Linked DNA regions of Homo sapiens: region 2 is linked to region 1. Evidence: chromatin loops called from intact Hi-C (ENCODE). Cell type or tissue: heart right ventricle. All regions are shown on one strand. Each heading gives the region's core, and the rest is flanking DNA. Links, peaks and the distances in the headings are about the cores only. Region 1 has its middle 39 kb from the start of LINC03063. Region 2 has its middle 67 kb from the start of PIRAT1.

Region 1 (11,007 bases), core at 3,870-8,869:
ATATATTTTATATTTTAAAGAACTTGCCAAACCATTTTCCAAAATAGTTGTGCTTTACATTCTCAGCAGCAATTGTCTACATCCTCATCAACACTTGGTATTGCCAGTTTAAAATGTATATATGTAAGATATATATTCTAGAATATAGAATATTCTTATGTATTCTAGAATATAGAATATTCTAATGTATTCTAGAATATTAGAATATATATAATAATCTAGAACATTAGAATATTAACATATATATTCTAGAATATATTAGAATATATAATATATATTCTAGAATATTCTGACATATAGAATATTAGAATATATGTAGGATATATGTTCTAGAATATTCTAACATAGAATATTAAAATATGTAGGATATATTCTAGAATATTAGAATATTCTAATATTAGAATATATATTCTAGAATATTAGAATATTCTAATATTAGAATATTCTAATATTAGAATATATATTCTAGAATATTCTAATATTAGAATATATATTCTAGAATATTCTAATATTAGAATATATATTCTAGAATATTCTAATATTAGAATATATATTCTAGAATATTCTAATATTAGAATATATATTCTAGAATATTCTAATATTAGAATATATATTCTAGAATATTCTAATATATAGAATATTAAAATATATAGGATATATATTCTAGAATAATAGGTGGATAGTAGTGTCTCGTTGTAGTTTTAATTTACACTTCTGATGACTAACAATATGAGCTCTTTTCATATGCTTCTGAGCCAACTATAGGTCCTTTTAGGTAAAGTATATAAATGTTTTACTTATTTTAAAAATTGGATTGTTTGTCTTCTTACTGTTGAGTGATAAAATTTTCAAATATATTTTCTGTGCAAGAACTTGTCTGATATATGTTTAGTAAATATTTTCCCAGGTCTGTGGCTTGCAGTTTTGTTTTCTTAGTGGTGTCTTTCAGATAGTAAAACACTTAAAATTTGGTCGAAGATCAGTTATTTTTTTTCTTTTATGGCTCATGCTTTTTGTGTTCTAGCCAAGAAATGTTTGCCTACCCCAAGATGTAATTCTCCTGCGCTTTTTGTAAAAAATTTTAGAGTTTTATGTTTCAAAGTTAGGACTATGATTACTTTGAGTTAATTTTTGTGGATGGTGTGAGGTAAAGGACCATATTAATTTTTTTTTCTGAACAATGTGTCCAACATCATTTGTTGAAAATCCTTTCCCCATCGAATTACCTTAGTATTTTTGTAAAAAAAACAAAAAACAACAAATCGACCATATGTATGTGGTTTATTTCTGTATTCTCTATTCTTTTCTATAAATTTATATGTCTGTCTTTTCACCAGTATCATACTGACTTTTATTTTATATTATTTTATTTATTATTTATTTATTTTTAGAGACACAGTCTCACTCTGTCACCCAGGCTGGAGTGCAGTGGTGCAATCATAGTTCATTGTAACCTTGAACTCCTGGGCTCAAGTTATCCTCCTTCTTTAGTCTCCTGAGTAGCTAGGAATACTGGCATGTACCACCTTGCCTGGCTAATTTAAAATAAAATTTTTTTTTCTGTAAAGACAGGGTCTTGCTATGTTGCCCAGGATGGTGTCAAACTCTTGGCCTCAAGTGATCCTCCTGCCTTGGCCTCCCAAAGTGCTGGAATTATAGGCATAAGCCACTGCACCCAGCCCATATTGCTTTTATTATCAGAGTTTTATAAAATATTTTTTGAAATCAGGTAAGTGTCCCAACCTTGTTCTTCTTTTAACAGAATGCTTGGGTCTTTTGTGTTTTCATATATATATATATATATATATATATATATATATATATATATATACACACACACACATATATATGAATATATATATGAATATATACGTATATATGAATATATACATGTATGTATATATGAATATATGTATATATATGAATATATATGTATATATGAATATATGTATATATATGAATATATATGTATATATGTATATATATGAATATATATGTATATATGTATATATATGAATATATATGTATATATGTATATATGTATATATATGAATATATATGTATATATGAATATATATGAATATATATGTATATATATGAATATATATGAATATATGTGTATATATATGAATATATATGTATATATATGAATATATGTATATATATATGAATATATATGTATATATGTATATATGAATATATATGTGTATATGAATATATATATGAATATATATGTGTATATGAATATATATGAATATATATGTGTATATGAATATATATGAATATATATGTGTATATGAATATATATATGAATATATATGTGTATATGAATATATATGAATATATATGTGTATATGAATATATATATGAATATATATGTGTATATGAATATATATATGAATGTATGTATATATATGAATATATATGAATATATATGTACATATATGTATATATATATGAATATATATGAATATATATGTACATATATGAATATATATATGAATATATATGTACATATATGAATATATATGAATATATATATGTGTGTGTGTGTGTGTGTGTGTGTGTTTTCATATACATACATATATATATGTATTAGAATCAGCATTTCAATTCCTAAAAAATTGACAGTGCATTGAAACTATAGATCACCTTGGGGAAAATCATCAACTTAATAATATTGAATGTGATAGTTATTTTTGTTTCAGCTTGACTGGTTTAAGGGATGCCCAGATAGCTGGTAAACAACATCATTTCTAGATGTATTTGTGATGGTGTTTCTGGAAGAGATTAGTGTTTGAAACAGTAGACTGAGTATAGAAGATCCACGCTGCCAACACTGGTAGGCATCATGCAATCCATTGAGGGAGCGAATAGAACCAAAAGGTGGAGGAAGGTGAATTCTCTCTCTCCTTGACCTAGGATACCCATTTTCTTTGGCCCTTGGATATTGAAGCTTGGGTTCTTGCGCTTTTGGATTCTGGGACTTATACCAGGGCCATCACCCTTCCTCTGGTTCTCAGACCTTCAGGCTCAGACTGAATTACACCAATGATTTTCCTGGTTTTTCAGCTTGTAGACAGCATATCATGAGAATTCTTAGCCTCCATACTTAAGTGAGCCAATTCCCATGGTAAATCTCCTCTTATATATGTCCTCTGGAGAATGCTGACTAATACACTGAGTCTTTAAATCTACGAATGTGGTCTATCTTCCCTTTTATTTAGGTTTTCTTTACTTTCTCTCAGCAGTATTCCATAGTTTTTGGTGTAGACACATTTGACTTGCTTAAAACAATTTTTTTATTGCTATTGTAAATGGAATTTTTTTAAAGTTCAGTTTTGAATTGTTGCTGCTTATATACTGGAATACGATGGCTTAAAAATATCGTCCGTGTACCTTACTAAACTTATTTATTAGTTCTAGTAATTATTTTGTGGATTCCCTGAGATTTCCTACATAAATAATTCTATTGCCTGTAAATATTATTTTACTTTCTTATTGATCTTTATTCTTATTATTTCTTTCCCATCTTTTTCATTTTACTTCCCTCTCCCTCTTTTAAAAAATATTACAGTGGTTTAGACTCCCAGTATAATATTGAACAGAAGCAGTGAAAGCAGGTCCCCTTGAATTGTTACCAATCTTAGGGTGCCAATGTCAAGTATGATGTTAGCTGTAGGTTTTGCATGGATGACTATTGTCAATTTGAGAAAATTTCCAAATATTTTTAGTTTGCTGAGAGTTTTAAAAAAAAATCACAAATGAGTGCTAAATTTTGTCAAATGTCTTTTCCCCATCTATTAAAATGATAATATGAATATTCTCCTTTGATCTGTTAATGAGTGAATTATATTTGATTGGTGTTCAAATGCTAAAACCAACATTAGTTCCTTGGAATAAATTCTACACAGTTATGATGTATTGTCTGTATATTGTTAAACACAGTGTAATAATATTTTGTTAAGGATTCTTGAATCTACCTTTCCCCTTACTTTCCTTCTATATTTTTGTTTTTGAGAGGTTTTAGTTTATTCAGTGGGAGGGATGCCCTGGAATGGGCCTTTGGTGCTACATACTGGAAGCAAAATGTGTACTTTTTTAAAAAAGTAAAATATTTAAAAATGATTCTGTAGGTAAATGTGGGTTGCTTATTGGCCAATGTTGCCAGCTAATTCCCTTAAATATTGAGGGAGAATAAACTTTTTACAAAATGTAATATAAAATTCTTCATTTATATGTCTAGTAGGATTCCAGTAGGACCATCCACTTCCCTTTATAAGTGTTTAGAACAAAAGACTTGTGCAGTCAGATTGTAATATGCTTTAGGAAGGTAGACGTTTTTGTTGCTAGTTCATTATTTTATGACTAAGGAATTTTGAGATATATAAACTCTTCAACTTCCCAATTTGGGCTGTATTCTTATAAGGTATCAATTCCAGATTAGCACAGAAACTTCGTCTGCAATGAAAATTTGCTAAGCAAGTTGAAGTTCATTCAGTGCTAGCATGCTTGAGGAATTATGAAACATCAGACTGTGTTGCTACTGGAGATGGGGGTGGGGTTGTCTGAAGATTTTACTTAAGGTTAAATGAAGTTTTTGGACTTTCAGATAATTATTCGAATCAGAGATAAAGATATCAGCTAGAGAACCTTGTGTGCCTCCTTGTACACTGTTGAAAGAGAAGTCTGAAGAAATGTGAGCGTTTCGGCTAAGGTGCCAAAGCCTAGTCAAGGAAATCAGGAAGTGTAGGGGAAAATGCATGGACTTTTGAATCAGATGAATGTGGATGGTATTACTGGGCTTTATCCCTTACAGGCCATGTTTTCGTTTTGGAGACTTCAACTTTTGAGCCTCAGTGTTCTTAATATCTACTTACAAAGATCTCTGTGAAAATTAAATAAAAATATATGGAAAGCCCTTTGCATATAGTAGCAATGAAATAGATGCTAATTCCTTTTTTTATAGGTCAGTATTTAAAATATTGAAACAGTATATTCACCGTTTTTTGAAAATTACTTTTAAAAAGCCAGATTTTTTTTGACAGATCATTTTTCTTCTATGTATGTTGTTATTTAAGCAGCATTCTTAGTCTCTCTCTCTCTAGACTGGAAGCTCCAGGAAGACAACAAACTTGTTTATCCGGCTTATGGTTGTATTCCCAGATATTAGCAGAGAAATTGGTACATCATAAGCAATGATGTTTATTCCCTGAGTGATGAAATGTTGTTTGCAAGTCGTTCCTATACAACTGTTGGTCTCTGGAAAGCTTCTTAATTGCTTATTTTTCCCCAAGAGAGTCCAAGATACCAGAGTGCATTGCAGTCAGCAAAGGCTACAAAAATGAAAAAACACACAGATGGCCAGAGGTGGTCCAACTCATTCTTCTTTACTCCAAAAAAATAACTCCCCAAATAGAATATTTTCGAAATTTAGGGATAGGGATATTTTGCCTTGTGGGGTGGCTAATAGTTAAGCCAAAAAAAAAAAAAAAGTCTTGGTTATGAATGTTGTGGCTATCAGCTTTTTTTTTATTTGCTTGACAAAGAATTCCTTTCTTTACTATAAATTTCTTGACTGTTTAACATTATAAGAATACCTGATGTACAATACAATTAAAGCTAAAGCCCCTTCTGAAAAGTTGATAGCTATTGAGATTCTGACTATTTAAAACATTCAAAAGAGGCTTTAAGTGATCACATGTAAATTAGATCTCTACAGAGGTGACACGAGAATAAAAAACTGCTTATGTACAGTGATTGAAACCCAGCAGTCTCCTTTGAGAGGCACAGAGAGATGATGATGGTGGTTAGTGTAGCTAGCTGGTTTCTTGACTAGCATGTTAAGCCAATTAATAAAGGTACACCTGGCATCTGAGTATTTTCCTTCCAATTTTTTTCTTTCGAGAACAAGTATGTTTAAGAAAGCTAGAAAGAAAGAAAAAAAAAGGGAAAGAAAAAGCAAGGCAGCTCATTTTATTTTATTTTTTTCATGATTTGTTCTTAAAGTTTTCTTTTTAGAAAATAAATGCAAGAATGTTTTTGGAACCATCTGAAAAATGTGTGTTTCTATTTCCAGTAGGACTTGAACCAGGACTGAGATAATTTTAAGTTTAACTGACAGCTCTTAAGCAGAAATGCTAAACCTTCAAATCCTCAGTCCTCTCTGCAACTGGAGTTTTCTTTAAGATTGTCAAATAAATATGTTTGGGGAAGATGGTAATTAAGTGTGAACAGATGGTTGTTTTTAGCTGAGATATTAAGTCTCAGTGTTTAATAGAATGATTTGCCCTGTTGGAATCAGTGGGTGTGATGTAGTTTACTGGCTGGCAAGACATCAAGTTTGTCAAAGCTAATTGGGAACCATGATAGAGATTCAAATTCCTTATATGGTTTTTAGGACTGGGGAAGTGTTAGAGGAAGATTACGACACTGCTACTCCATGCCAAAACGTTACACTACGGCTCTGCAGACTGAAGATTGCCTCACAAGCAGAAATATACTCTTTCCAACAAACACTGGTGGAATGAAAAGGACATTGGATTCCTGCTTCCAGTTACTGCTTGCCCTTCCCTGACTTTGTGACCTGAGGCAAGTCCCCAAATCCCTCTGGGCCCCAGTATCCTCATTTTTCAAATGGAGGAGGGTTAGAATTAAGATGCAATCATGCATCCAGTTGTTTTCCAAAGCATTGTCCAGCTAGGGAAGTGGTAGCACGTGGTGACTGAGAGCTTCCCCGATCCTTTTAGATCAAAGAACACTTCTATGCCTTTGTGCAACTGGTGTGCTGTGGGTACAGGTACTTTTACATCCTCTAGTTAGTGAGTGCAAAGTACTCTTGGAAGCTCCCAAGCACTCAAGGTTTCAATCTGCATTCTTCTCCTCTATATGCACTTTATATTTCAGGTTTTATAGTTTGAGGATTTGAAAGGTAAGAAAAGTGTGAGCTACAGATTTTGGAAGAATCCAGGAGCTGAGCTCATAGCTAAGAACATGTCAGGGGTGTTAAGCAGCTCTGAAGTATGTAACAAAGGCCATTTAGGTCTCAGGAGGCTGCCACCAGAACACTACCCGCCCCTCTAGCCCATGCCAGCCAGGTGGGGGACAGGTGGAAAGATGGAGATGTGGACAGCATCAGAGATTTTTCAGCTTTCATATGCCACATACTCATGCTATGTTTATGCACACACACACATACACATGCACACACACGATTTAAATAAAGGTTTTCACTGAAAATCTTGTGGTTAGATTGTGCCTTAAAGTTTTTGGTTAGCCCAAGGGATAGATGCTGTTGTGAGGGCAATTTCACAGCAAAGAAAATATTTAATGAAACTCCTTACCTGGGGAGCCCATAGAAAGAAGGGGATATGACCTCAACACTCTAAAATATAAAACTTTACTCTTCAGAAACAATTATCTTATTTCACTGAAGGAGAAGGCAGGCCATGTCTTCACAAGCCCAGGGTTTGCCAAGTGGATAAATTCCCTGGGAAAATGGTGCTTCTGATCATTTTTGTCCCCAGTGTCTAAGGCTTATTATTGTGAAGTATACATTCCCGGCAAGCATTGTCAGGAGCTAGGTCTGTTGTTTAATAAATGAACACTCATGGACTTGGAAGCAGATGGCAGCTCCCCTGAGAGGAAGTGGGAGATTTGGGAGAGGACAGCAGCACTGCCTCACTCACAATCCCTTATTTTGGCGGAGGAAAGTAAGGGCTCTTCAGGGTATGTTTCTACCTTCTCATGGCTGAAATCCGATGAGGCATTGGACCTCCTCACGCAGAGTCTTTGGATGCTTCTGTCTGAGCCTGAGCAGTGGGCCAGATGGACTATCGGTCTGCCTCAGGTGGTGTTTCTTATGGTTTCAATTAGACCTGAATCTATCAAGTGCATTGCAAATGCCCAGAATGGGGCAAGGACAAGCCACCTTTCCAGGAGGCATTTTCTGTCCTCATAATCAATGTCAAAACACTTCTTGCCTTGTATACAATCCATCTGGCTGGTAACTGAGCCCAAAACTTAGAAGTTCCTCTTAGTTTACTTTAGAGAAAGATTTCTCCATTCTACACCCTGTTAGTCTGTCCATGGGGCTGCACGGTAGCTTAGGTTATGGGAGGGATTGCAAAGATTTTCCATTTGGAAATCTGAGATGATTGGAAAAATGAATGGAAAAAAATCAGGCTTCCAGAATTTCATTTCTACCAAACAATCATCTATGTAAATTATTCCCTGTGACTACGTGTCCAATGTATCAAAAGCATCCAGATATGGTATGGAAACAGGATTGACAATCTTACCAGTTAAAAATAGATATAGATAAAATGTATGTTTTATCTGTATATCTCATGATGTGCTCTTTTATTGAGATTATCTTAAATAATTACATATTGTAATGACTAAACAACAAAACCAAAAGCTGGGTGTGGCAGAAAGCACCTATAGTCCCAGCTATTTGGGAGACTGAAGCGGGAAGATTGTTTGAGTTCAGGAGCTTGAGACCAGCCTGAGCAATATAGCAAGACCTCCATCTAAAGGTAAATAAATAAAATGAAATAAAAGAAAATAAAATAATAAATTTAAAAATTAAAAAAACAGTTAAAACTTTAGTTTGAAACATACACAGGTCCACTGTCATCTTTACTCATGGTTGCTGATGTTCTAATTTTCACATATATTCCATGACTGCATCCTTTGTGTCTTTCAATCTCGTATCAAATGTCCCTCCTCAGAGGTCTTTCTGACTACTTTAACAAAACCCCCAGCTAAAAAATCTTCACCTCTAGTCCAGAGAACAACTGGACAATTACGGCAGAAGACCACAGTGTGTGTCTTTTATTCCTTTATTCTTAAAATAACAGAATGCTCCAATTTGTAGCCAGATACTCAACTGCTCAAATAGATACTACACTTCCCAGATGGCCTTGTAATTGTTGTGGTCACGTGACTAAGTTTGGGCCAATGGGAAGTGAGAGGAATGAAAACACAACACTTATAGTCATCTTCTTATTGATGCACCGTGTGTCCTGGTCATCCTTTCTTGCTTTCCCACAGGCTGGAATGTAGACATGGTGCATGTGAATTGCTCCAGATGAGTGCACTGGATGAGTATACCACTCTGGGAGATGAACAGGGAGACGGATAGCACCTTGGTCCTTGGGGACCCCTGTAGATGCAGCACCTTCCACCCCTGGACAGGTCACCTTTAGGAGCAAAAAAAATACACTTTTATCTTCTTTAAGCACCGTATTTTCAATCTCTCTGTTACTGAAATTCAGGTGTACCCTAAACAATACATTCTCTATCACATCTATTTCATTTTCTTCATAATAGTTACCCCTATATTTATTTCTCTCATTGATCTGTTTATTTGTTTATTGTCTATCATCTTTCACTGAAATAGATTCCACTAGGACAGAAATTTTGTGTTAACTTCTGCATCCCCAGCAGCTAGAACAGTGCCTGACACATAATAGGTGCTCAATAAATAGTTATGAATTAATGAAGGACTTTAAGGCATATCTGTTATGGGTTATGAGAGAGCCCATGAGACTTCTTGGAGTAGATTCTCAGCAGCTTTATTAACCATGGGGGTTTTACTAACCTCTGGGAGGCCACAGAGGAGCAGGATGCCATGGTAACTCTTATTTACTCATCATGCCTGTTCTGGGAGCTTTTTATATTCTAATGGTTGACCTGGTCATTATTTTATTTTTATCTGGTTTGTTCTAAGAACTACCTCTAATGTTTATGTGGTGAGATACCAGAGCAGTGGTATCCCGCTGGTCATTCATTCCACACATATTTATCGAGGGCCTGTTATCTGCCAGGTGAACTGGTTGGGGGAGGTGTGCCATTTTATTCTAACATCAGGACCAATGTCAACACGTTAAATGTACGAAAAGAGGGTTCATATTAGTTCACACTTGACAAATCACAGAGTCATACGAATGAGGAACTTAGCCAAGAATGATATTTACAACTAAATCTGTAAGGAGGGGAGTCCACAGAGGAGCAGGATGCCATGGTAACTCTTATTTACCCAACACACCTGTTCTGGGAGCTTTTTATATTCTAGGGAGAGATGCATTCTCTCTCACAATGAATCAGGGACACGATCTGACTCCTATAAGGGCCATATTCAAAAAGTGGTGAGATATTTTATATCTGGACTTTACTGACTAGTGAAAGTAAAATCTTTTAAACTGAGTTTCACCATAATTGGTAATGGGAATAATTAAGCAGGCGAGAATTTATTCAACTCTGGTTTTTTTTTTTTTTTTTTTTTTGAGATAGGGTCTCCAGGCTTGAATGTAGTGGCGTGATCATTGCACTGCTCACTGCAGCCTCGACACCTCCAAACTCAGGTGATCCTTCCATCTCAGCCTCCTGAGTAGCTGGGATTACAGGCGCACACCACCAAGCCCAGGTAATTTTTGTATTTTTTGTAGAGACGGCGTTTCACCATGTTGCCCAGGCTGGTCTCGAACTGCTGGGCTCAAGGAATCCACCTGTCTTGGCCTCCCACAGTGCTGGGATTACAGGCATGAGCCACCAACTTTGAATAAAAAATATTGCTGGGAGAAAATTAGGAAAGGCAGACTGAGGTTTTTGGTTGAGGAAAATTCCACTTGATTTTAGGGGAAATGATTCATTTTAGAGTAGGTTCTAGATTATAGTGGTCCTCAAATCTTGCTGTGTGTAAGAATGTGCTTAACTCTAGAAAGTAATAATTGCATCATAGGCATTTATTTTTTTAAACTTAAAAGCCTAGAATTTTCCTAGGAAGAAAATAGGAGACATTTCAGGGTAATTTGGTGTGGGTGTATATACTCTCAACAGAAAACCAGTGTTTGTGAATATCATGCCTCAGCACCGTCACTTTAAAAACCTGTCCAGATGTCACTATAAACTTGGAAATGCACAGTTCTGAGTTTTCATGTTTGAAATGTAAAATGTAAACTTTGGTCAATATCCAGGCTTGTTTTCTACTATTCTAATAATGAG
Region 2 (11,007 bases), core at 3,212-8,211, 290 kb after region 1:
TTGTGGCCACCTAATATCTCTGAACTCCCTCCTCTTTTTCTTTTGTGTAACAGCTTTATTGAGATGTAATTCACATACCACACAATTCACCCATATAAAGTGTACAATGCAATGGCTTTTAGTATATTCACAAAATTTTGCAACCATTACATCAATCAATATTTTCATTATCCCAAAAGGAAATCTTTTTTTTTTATTACACTTTAAGTTTTAGGGTACATGGGCACAATGTGCAGGTTTGTTACATATGTATACATGTGCCATGCTGGTGTGCTGCACCCATTAACTCGTCATTTAACATTAGGTGTATCTCCTAATGCTATCCTTCCTCCTTCCCCTGACCCCACAACAGGCCCCGGATTGTGATGTTCCCCTTCCTGTGTCCATGTATTCTCATTGTTCAATTCCCACCTATGAGTGAGAACATGCGGTGTTTGGTTTTTTGTCCTTGCAATAGTTTGCTGAGAATCATGGTTTCCAGTTTCATCCATGTCCCTACAAAGGACATGAACTCATCAGTTTTTATGGCTGCATAGTATTCCATGGTGTATATGTGCCACATTTTCTTAATCCAGTCTATCGTTGTTGGACATTTGGGTTGGTTCCAAGTCTTTGCTATTGTGAATAGTGCCGCAATAAACATACGTGTGCATGTGTCTTTATAGCAGCATGATTTATAATCCTTTGGGTATATACCCAGTAATGGGATGGCTGGGCGAAATGGTATTTCTAGTTCTAGATCCCTGAGGAATCAACCACACTGACTTCCACAATGGTTGAACTAGTTTACAGTCCCACCAACAATGTAAAAGTGTTCTTATTTCTCCACATCCTCTCCAGCACCTGTTGTTTCCTGACTTTTTAATGATCGCCATTCTAACTGGTGTGAGATGGTGTCTCATTGTGGTTTTGATTTGCATTTCTCTGATGGCCAGTGATGATGAGCATTTTTTCATGTGTCTTTTGGTTGCATAAATGTCTTCTTTTGAGAAGTATCTGTTCATGTCCTTTGCCCACTTTTTGATGGGGTTGTTTGTTTTTTCTTGTAAATTTGTTTGAGTTCATTGTAGATTCTCGGTGTTAGCCCTTTGTCAGATGAGTAGGTGGCGAAAATTTTCTCCGATTTGGTAGGTTGCCTGTTCACCCTGATGGTGGTTTCTTTTGCTGTGCAGAAGGTCTTTAGTTTAATTAGATCCCGTTTGTCAATTTTGGCTTTTGTTGCCATTGCTTTTGGTGTTTTAGACACGAAGTCCTTGCCCATGCCTATGTCCTGAATGGTATTGCCTAGGTTTTCTTCTAGGGTTATTATGGTTTTAGGTCTAACATGTAAGTCTTTAATCCATCTTGAATTAATTTTTGTATAAGGTGTAAGGAAGGGATCCAGTTTCAGCTTTCTACATATGGCTAGCCAGTTTTCCCAGCACCATTTATTAAATAGGGAATCTTTTCCCCATTGCTTGTTTTTCTCAGGTTTGTCAAAGATCAGATGGTTGTAGATATGCGGCATCATTTCTGAGGGCTCTGTTCTGTTCCATTGATCTATATCTCTGGTTTGGTACCAGTACCATGCTGTTTTGGTTACTGTAGCCTTGTAGTATAATTTGAAGTCAGGCAGCGTGGTGCCTCCAGCTTTGTTCTTTTGGCTTAGGATTGACTTGGTGACACAGGCTCTTTTTTGCTTCCATACGAACTTTAAAGTAGTTTCTTCCAATTCTGTGAAGAAAGTCATTGGTAGCTTGATGGGGATGGCATTGAATCTATAAATTACCTTGGGCAGTATGGCCATTTTCACGATATTGATTCTTCCTACCCATGAGCATGGAATGTTCTTCCATTTGTTTGTGTCCTCTTTTATTTCATTGAGCAGTGGTTTGTAGTTCTCCTCGAAGAGGTCCTTCACATCCCTTGTAAGTTGGATTCCCGGGTATTTTATTCTCTTTGAAGCAATTGTGAATGGGAGTTCCCTCATGATTTGGCTCTCTGTTTGTCTGTTATTGGTGTATAAGAATGCTTGTGATTTTTGTACATTGATTTTGTATCCTGAGATTTTGCTGAAGTTGCTTATCAGCTTAAGGAGATTTTGTGCTGAGACGATGGGGTTTTCTAAATATACAATCATGTCATCTGCAAACAGGGACAATTTGACTTCCTCTTTTCCTAATTGAATACCCTTTATTTCCTTCTCCTGCCTAATTTCCCTGGCCAGAACTTCCAACACTATGTTGAATAGGAGCGGTGAGAGAGGGCATCCCTGTCTTGTGCCAGTTTTCAAAGGGAATGCTTCCAGTTTTTGCCCCCAAAAGGAAATCTTGGACCCATTAACCATCATCTCCCAAACCTCCCACCACTGTCCAGCCCTAGGCAACTGATGTGGTTTGGCTGTGTCCCCACCCAAATCTCATCTTGACTTCCAACATGCTGTGGGAGGGACCCGGTGGGAGGTGACTGAATCATGGGGGCAGGTGTTTCCCATGCTGTTCTCATGATAGTGAATAAGTCTCATGAGAACTGATGGTTTTAAAAATGGGAGTTTCTCTGCACAAGCTCTCTCTTTTTGCCTGCTGTCATCCACATAAGATGTGACTTGCTCCTCCTTGCCTTCCATCATGATTGTGAGGCCTCCCCAGCTACGTGGAACTGAGTCCAATTAAACTTCTTTCTTTTGTAAATGGCCCAGTCTCAGGTATGTCTTTGTCAGCAGCGTGAAAATGGACTAATACGACAACCATCTGTTCATTAATCTTCTGTCTCTATATGTTTTCCTATTATAGACTGTTAAAGGCTGAATTGTGTCCCCCTGATATTCATATGTTGTGGTTCTATTTGTATTTGAAGACAGGGTCTTGAAAGAGGTAATTAAGTAATAATGAGGTCACCAAAGTGGGCTCTAATCCAATACAATTGGTTCCTTAAAAGAAGAGATTATGGCACAGGCACAGAGAGAAGACCATGTGAAGACACAGGGAGAAGATGGGATCCCCAAGCCACGAAGAGCAGCTTCAGAATGAAACCAACCCTGCTGGTGTCTTGATCTCAGATTTCTAGCCTCCAGAACTGTGAGAAAATCCGTGTCTGTTGTTTAAGCCATCAAGTCTATGGTACTTTGTTGTGGCAGCCCTAGAAAAAGAATACATTTCAAAGAAATGAAATCATACAATATCTGATCCATTGTGATGGGCTTCTTTTACCTACCATAATGTTTTCCAGGTTCACCTATATTGTAGCATACATCAGTACTTCATTCCTTTTATGACCAAATAATCTTCCGTTGTATAGATATACACATTTTGTTGATCCATTAGTTAGCTGAGGGACATTTGGATTGTTTACATTTTTTAGCTATTTTGCAGAATGTTGCTATGAATATTGATGTAAAAGATTTTGTGTGGACTTACATTTTCAATTCTCTTGACTATATATCTAGGAGTGCAATTGCTGGGTAACTCTATGCTTCACCTTTTGCAGAACTGCCAGATTGTTGTCCAAAGTGGCTGCACCATATTACATTTCCAGCAATTCATGAGAGTTCCACTTTTTCCACATCTTCACCAACACTTGCTGTTATCTGTCTTTTTTATTATAGCCATCCTAGTGGATTCATAATGGTATCTCAGTGCAGTTTTGATTTGCATTTCCCTAATGGCTAATGATGTTAAGCATCTTTCATGTGTTATTGACCATTTGTATATCTTTTTTGGAGAAATGTATATTCTGATCTTTTGCTTATTTTTAATTCAGTTATTTTTCTTTTCGTTATTGAGTTGTAAGATTCCTTTATAGGCAAGAAATGCAAGTCTCTTATCATATATATGATTTTCAAAGCTTTTCTCCATTCTGTGAGTTGTCTTTTCATTTTCTTGATGGTATTCTTTGAAGCATAAATGGTTTTAATTTTAATGATATCTTCTCTACCTTTTAGTAATATCCCATATGATAAGTTGCACCTTCCCAAGGTAGAAGCTAGAAATCTTCCACACCGAAACTCTTTTGTAGCTAGGGTAACCTAGATTCCACCAATCAGATCTACCCATGATAGTCTTAGATTTTGGAAATTAGCAACCCAAGGAATTGGCTGCATGGAGAGAAATTGATATGATGATGGAGGCCTCTAGATCTTCAAGATCAGAATAGGGAGAAGCTGCTGGTATCCATCCTGGTTTCCTCATTGATACAAAGCAATAGTGGCAAAGGAAAATTTGCTCAAGAAGCTCCTGTTGTGTGTCCACGATTGTTCCTGAATGGCTCAGAGCCTACTGTCTGCCCCTCCTTGATTTTCTGTGATCTACCTAATATTCTTGAATAAACCCCCTTCCTGATTAAACTAATCAGAATGGATTCTTTTGTTGGCAACTCAGAACCTTGACCATTAAATACCCAGTCTTATCAGAATAAGGGAATTCTAGGATTTCAGGAACTATAGACCTTGCTACTTCAGCAAAAGTAAACTGCTTTATGTCTTTTAAAAAGTGACCTAACCCTTATATGTTATCAAGTAGGCCCTGTTTTCCTACAACTGTACTTTTAAAAACTTTTCACAAGATACTTAAGAAAAATATAATCCTTAATATAAATTCAAAATAACCTGTCAAAGACTTTCAAACAGCGTAGTTTTCCTTGATGGTAGGTGATATGGGTTGGCTGTGTCCCCACCCAAATCTCATCTTGAATTCCCAGGTGTTGTGGGAGGGACCCGGTGGGAGGCAATTGAATCACAGAGGGCAGGTCTTTCCTGTGCTATTCTCCTGATAGTGAATAAGTCTCACGAGATCTGATGATTATATAAGGGAGAGTTTCCCTGCACAAGCTCTCTCTCTTTTTGCCTGCTGGCATCTATGTAAGATGTGACTTGCTCTTCTTTGCCTTCTGCCATGATTGTGAGGCCTCCCCAGCCACGTGGAACTGTAAGTCCAATTAAACCTCTTTTGTAAATTGCCCAATCTCAGGTATGTCTCTATCAGCAGCATGAAAACGGACTAATACAGTAGGTTTCCAGGAGTGAAGTGAATCTGCTTGGTTTATCAACACACTTAACTCACTTCATGATCAGTGGTCAGGATTTGCAGGTGGTTGCACAGATGAGCCCAGGTGTCGAAACAGAACACAGGTGCTGGCCACGTGGAGATTAGCTATGAGCATTGATATTTCTGGTTTTGTGCTTAAGTTGCTCCACAATAACCAACAAATGAGAACGACCTTTCCTCTGAAGGAGAATGAACAACAAATTGGGGAAAAGGAAAGATTACCATGCTTCCTTAAGAGTTGCTAAATCAATAGCAACTAGAATTAAGAATGAGAGATACTCTCTCCTTGATTCAGGGCCCCATCTGGATTCCTAAGCCAGTTCTATAGGCAAAGTTCTGAGAGTCACTTACAGTGAATTCATGACTTCTTAAAAGCTTATTTCAGCCTAGCTATACCGTTCCAAATTTACCAGATATTTTTCCAATACTGTGTTGAACTGATTAATTGGACTTACATAAGGGAAGCCACATTACTGGGCAATGGCATGTTCAAAAAAGCAAGACATTAAGGAGATTAAGAAAGATTTTTGCAAACTCAAGGCCACCAATGCTTATTCCAAACTTTAAATCTTTAGAGATCAAAAGTCCTGCTACAGGATAAAGCATACCAAAGCCATAGAGAAACGTTAGTTTTGGCAAGATGAGCAAAGAGAAGTGGAAAGAAAGGAAGCAAACAAAATACAAAGAGGAAATTCTACCTTGACTCTCTTCACAGAAGTTTTGTTTAAAAACAGCAAACAATCAGTCAGCAGTCTTTTCATATCATCAAAAAAATAACTAAAAGAAAGATACTTGGAATGAGCGACCCCTGCAGGCTCTGCTCTTTTCAACATGTGAAACTCTGAGGTTAAAAGGTTTTATGGAATTTAATCCCTTTGGAAGTTAAGAGAAGAGCCAGAGTCATGTTCTCAACTTCAGGAGTTGGCTGGCTGGTTGTTTCATTCTAGATAAGAAATCCACTCACCCTGCATAGATATGGATATTCCATTAGGTCAAACCCCATCCCTGGAATATAACAATTCAATCCAGTGGCCTTTAATAAAGGTACCAAGTCCAACACTCCAACAAGAGAGTTAAGAAGTCATTCAGCTGTGTTTGTCTAACAGAAATAGCAGAAATACAGTTCAAATCCTTTCCAAAAGTTGTCAATTTCATTGACTTTAAAAAATAAAACCCTATTGGTCTACAGAACAATAATGCTATTTGCAAAGTTTAATCCAGTATAAGAACATTTCTTCCTTCCCTAACACGTAAGTGCTCAGCAATGATAAACACATGGGGATAGAGTAGAAAACCTCCCCCTTTTCATGCCTCTCCACTTCAAATGTACTGGCCTCAGAACTAGTAAACTCAAATCCACAGTGAGAATTCTTTTTTCTAGCAGAACTCATGTGAGTAGGGTGAATAATGGAAAGTATGTTTCATAGTAAAAGCTCCACAAATCTGCCCTGTACAGCCAGTGTAAGCCCAACTGCAACATTTGGCCTGCACTCAAAGAAAGAACAAAATCCAACTGCAGCCCGTACTTGGGTACACCTGAATTTATGGCTCATTTCTCTGCTTGCTCCATGCTCCATGGGACTGATCTGAGTAAGTTTCATTTTCATTGAAAGAAACCCAACTCCAGGCCACAAAAATCAATAAGAGCCCTGTACTCAGTTTGGCTGCAAAGCTAGAAAACAAGGTGAGAAATGGTCCCTATGTTAATAAAAGGAAATAGAGTACATATACATACACTCATCCACATACAGACGATTGAACTCACTTCCAGATGGGCTGCCAGAGGAAGCTGATTGTACCCAAGCTGGCAGAGGGCACAGAAAGTGATTAGTTGTCAGAAACATAACAGTGAGGCCCTCTCTCCCTTGCCCAAAAATATGAAGAAAGACCAGCAACATTAATGTGAATGAGATCTGATTGTATCACTAAGGGCAGCAATTTCTATCTTTTGCTGAGGTCTGAGTGACTTGGTAGGTCATTCAAAAAAAAAAAATATATATATATATATATATATATATATATATATATATCTATCTGCCGGGCGCAGTGACTCACACCTGTAATCCCAGCACCTTGGGAGGCCGAGATGGGCGGATCACGAGGTCAGAAGATCGAGACCATCCTGGCTAACACAGTGAAACCCCGTCTCTACTAAAAAATACAAAAAATTATCCGGGCGTGGTGGCGGGCACCTGTAGTCCCAGCTACGTGGGAGGCTGAGGCAGGAGAATGGTGTGAACCCGGGAGGCCGGAGCTTGCAGTGAGCCGAGATCTCGCCACTGCACTCCAGCTTGGGCGACAGAGCGAGACTCCATCTCAAAAAGAAAAAATGTATATATATATATATATATATATTAGACTTCAGAGATACAAGTGCCATTTTGTTATGTGGATATGTTGCATGGTGGTGAAGTCTGGACTTCTGGAGTAACCAACATCTGAATAGTGTATATTGTATCCATTAAGTAATTTTTCATCCTTCACCTCCCTCTCACACTCCCACCCTTCCAAATCTCCAGTATCTGTTTTTCTACTCTCTATGTCCATGTGTACACATTATTTGGATCCCACTTATAAATGAGAACATGTGGTATTTGTCTTTCTGTGTCTTAATTGTTTCACTTAGGATAATGGCCTCCAGTTCCATCCATGTTGCTGCAAAAGACATGATTTCATTCTTTTTTATGGCTGAGTAGTATTCCATAGTGCATATATATATATATATATATACATATATATATATATATATATACACACACACATATCTGTATATCCCACATTTTCTACATCCAATCATCCATTGATGGACACTTAGGTTGATTCCATATCTTTGTTATTGTGAATAGTGCTGTGGTAAACATGCAAGTGCAGGTATTTTTTGGATATAATGATTTCTTTTCATATGGGTAGATACCCAGTACTGGGACTGCTAGATTGAATGGTTCTTTGAGAAATATCCGTACTGTTTTCCATGGAAATTGTACGAATTTACATTTTCACCAAACAGGGTAGCACAAGGGAGAGGGTAAGAAAGGAGTATTAAAATTTTCACCTGTTATCGGTGAAAGGAGAACCCCTGTCCTAAGGACTCAAATCTAGGTTCTTTCTCTGGAGAATATTTCAGAAGTCTTCTAGCAAATCTAGGTAATCTAGGTGGTATGTGTGTAAGTGCATGTGGGGCAGGGTGTGTGGATGTTTACTGTGAATATCCCAGGGAGTTAAGCCTGCAATTGAGGAATATTTCACTCTCGGAAAACAAGCACAAAGAGATCCTCACTTTATATTAAATTTGCCTTGTGGATTTCTCAATGTTAATAGAGCAATCTCTATTCACATGGGCAAAGAAAAACCTTGTTCTGGGTATAGTATAAATATTCTTATAAAGAGAATTTCCAGGAGCTCAGATTAATCCTTCATATCTGTCCCTGTAGATTTAAGCAAATAAGCCTTCATCCACATGCCAATATCTCACTGGAGCAGTTCTGAGCAGAGCTGACTTCTGGTTGCCCTCCTCTTTGGAAAACTCTACGAATCCACAGAGGGGGTCATTTTGACCCTCTGCAGTCCTCGGAAAGCTGCTGAGGGTGGCTTTTCTGTCTGAAGTGTGAAGGCAGGAGAATACCCCTATCAGAGTAAGAGCAGAGCTCTTACCACAAAATAGGCACAGTGTTAAACTCTCAACATTTGTCATCACATTGCATCTTCACAAGTGTTGAAGAAAATTCAGTTATTTTTCATATTTTGTAGATGAGAAAACAGACGCAAGAGGGCAGTGGCTTGCCCTAGCCTGTGTAGCTTAGGCATCTGCTGCTGAGCCCCTGTTCTTAAACACATAGTTCTCTGCCTTAGGAAGGGTTTCCATTGCCAACCTTGTTCTTTGCAATTCTTGTGCTAGGTAACTGACATCTCTAGAATGACCAATTCCATATAGCAAAAACTTTAGCAAGATGTGTGATGTAGCTTGCTCAGAACTGTCAAAGCCTTTCTTTCTTCATGCTGTTCCTGACATATATATTCCCAACACACATGTTCCTGTCAATATACTCCTGATATATATAATGTAGCAGAACTATTTTTCCTGCCTAACTGACCACCTGCTACCCAAAGGTTGTTTATACAGACATCTACTTCTACCTCTGCGACATGGTGGTAACAGCACAGACTTTCAAGGTGGTTCTGAGTGTGAATCCCGGCCACTGATGTATTACCTTGAGTTCAAGATGTAATAGGACCAAGGCCCAGCCAGCACTGAGGCACAGGACATGAGAGTGCATTTCAGGTCTGTGAGGCTGCAGACAAAGCAGTGCATCCTATTGCAGAGCTGGCTCACCCTGAGGTGTGACTGTGTGAAAACTAAAAGCCATGAGCCAATCATTGTAGGTCAGGCCATGGAGGGTGTTATGTCCACTAAGCTGAACCTATGGAGCGTCATGGTGCCCTGAATACTGCTGTGAAAGCATCCTGCGCCACCAGCACCTGGGATCACTGCCAGAGAAGAGGCCTCTGCCGCCATGCTCTTTGGCAGCAGTTCCAGTGTGGAGCTTTGCCTCCCATTCCCCCTACCTCCCACTGGCATCATCCCTCTATTGCCCATGCCTACTAGATGACTTACTTCGGAACCTCCTCTAGTCCCGCCATCCTGTGCTGGGGCTGAGTGATGGAATTAGAAGTGCTTTAATGAGAAGAGACCTGGATGCAACTCTGGTTCTGAAGAATTCCAGCACTGGGGCAAGATGGTGCGCTTGTACCTAAGGATGCTGGAGAAACAGGGAACTGGACTCTGCCTGCTTCTGTGCCTTGGGCTCAGCCTTCCCCAGGCACCGTCTACTCAGCCATCAGTACCCCTCTGTTGTGAGGAGTGTCTGAGATCGGCCTGCACTGGACATTTGCAAGCATCTGGATCCCTGGACTGCTAATAGAAAGAGGTTGGTCTTTTGAAGAAGGTTCAATTTGACTTCTGGACTCATGGCTATTTTCAGAAAGTGTGTTTTCTGGAACTTCATTCTAGGGATTAAAGGAGACAAATTACCTCAGTTTTAAAACCTGCTTAATTAATGTGCTCTAAATCTGGAAATGATTCAAATGTTTGTCAGTTGGTGATTGGAAAAACAAACCGTGGGAAAACCATACAATGAAATACTTACCAATATAAAGGAATGAACTATTTTTATTATATGTAATAGCATGAATAAATCTCAAAATAATGCTGAGTGAAGAAGTCAGATGAAAAAGGGGCCATACTGCATGATTCCAATCATATAAAAATTTAGAAAATACAGCCCATAGTGACAGAAAGCATGTGAGTGGTTGTCTGAGGTTGAGGGTATGGGTCAGGGAGAGGTGAAAGGGAAGGATCAAAAAGGGTCGTCAGAAAACCTTTGGGGTGACTGATATGTGCATTTTTGATTGTGGTGATGGTTTCATTGGTATGTACATATGTAAAATCATCAAATTGTACGTGTTGAACATATGTAATCTATTGTACATCAATAACATGTCAATAAACCTGCAAAAAAGATAATATATACAAGATACTTAGCAGTGTGCCTGGCATGCAGTCTGTGCTTGATAAATAGGAGTTATGTTGCTGTTTTCACACTCGGCTTCACTGTCACCTACTTTAGTGAGAACAGGAGCTAAAGACATGGAGACCCCGATCCTATGATGTGTCTCAAATGGACTCTGCCCAAAAGCTGAGGGAGGCTCTGTGTGCATCAGAACTAGAGCCAGTACGGAAAGAGATTCAGAAATTGGTTTAGGAACCCCTTCCAACCAAAGTGACACTTCCCAAAAAAACATGTTATAATATCAGTGTTATAGGAGAAAAACCTTCTTGAAATATATTTCCGATAATGCCTGTAATTCTGAAAGCACATTTTGGCCTGCTTTCTCACCTTGTCCAGACTGAAGAATTGTTTCAGTTTAGTATCAATCAGCCCCTTGATTCTAAAATGCCATTGCCCAGGTATAGACAGCTCACCCCATG

The links. Hi-C counts contacts between places; a loop is a spot of excess contacts. Peaks named below come from ENCODE experiments on the same cell type or tissue, not always from the same donor. Only the 100,000 strongest peaks of a DNase experiment are listed, where the experiment ranks them.
Region 2: it touches region 1 in a loop (2.1-fold over the local background); 3 of 110 quality-filtered maps call a loop at or near these places.

Annotation. Positions count from the first base shown.
Region 1 is chr2:37,517,569-37,528,575 of GRCh38, forward strand. No RefSeq gene overlaps it. Among named protein-coding and RNA genes, the nearest start is that of LINC03063, 39 kb to the right of the region's middle. In heart right ventricle, for the core only: no CTCF peak of the experiment used is centred there; a DNase peak (open chromatin) is centred at 6,492; H3K4me3 peaks cover 445 bases; H3K27ac peaks cover 2,612 bases.
Region 2 is chr2:37,803,808-37,814,814 of GRCh38, forward strand. No RefSeq gene overlaps it. Among named protein-coding and RNA genes, the nearest start is that of PIRAT1, 67 kb to the right of the region's middle. In heart right ventricle, for the core only: a CTCF peak has its summit at 5,839 (motif pointing left); a DNase peak (open chromatin) is centred at 5,860; H3K27ac peaks cover 1,468 bases.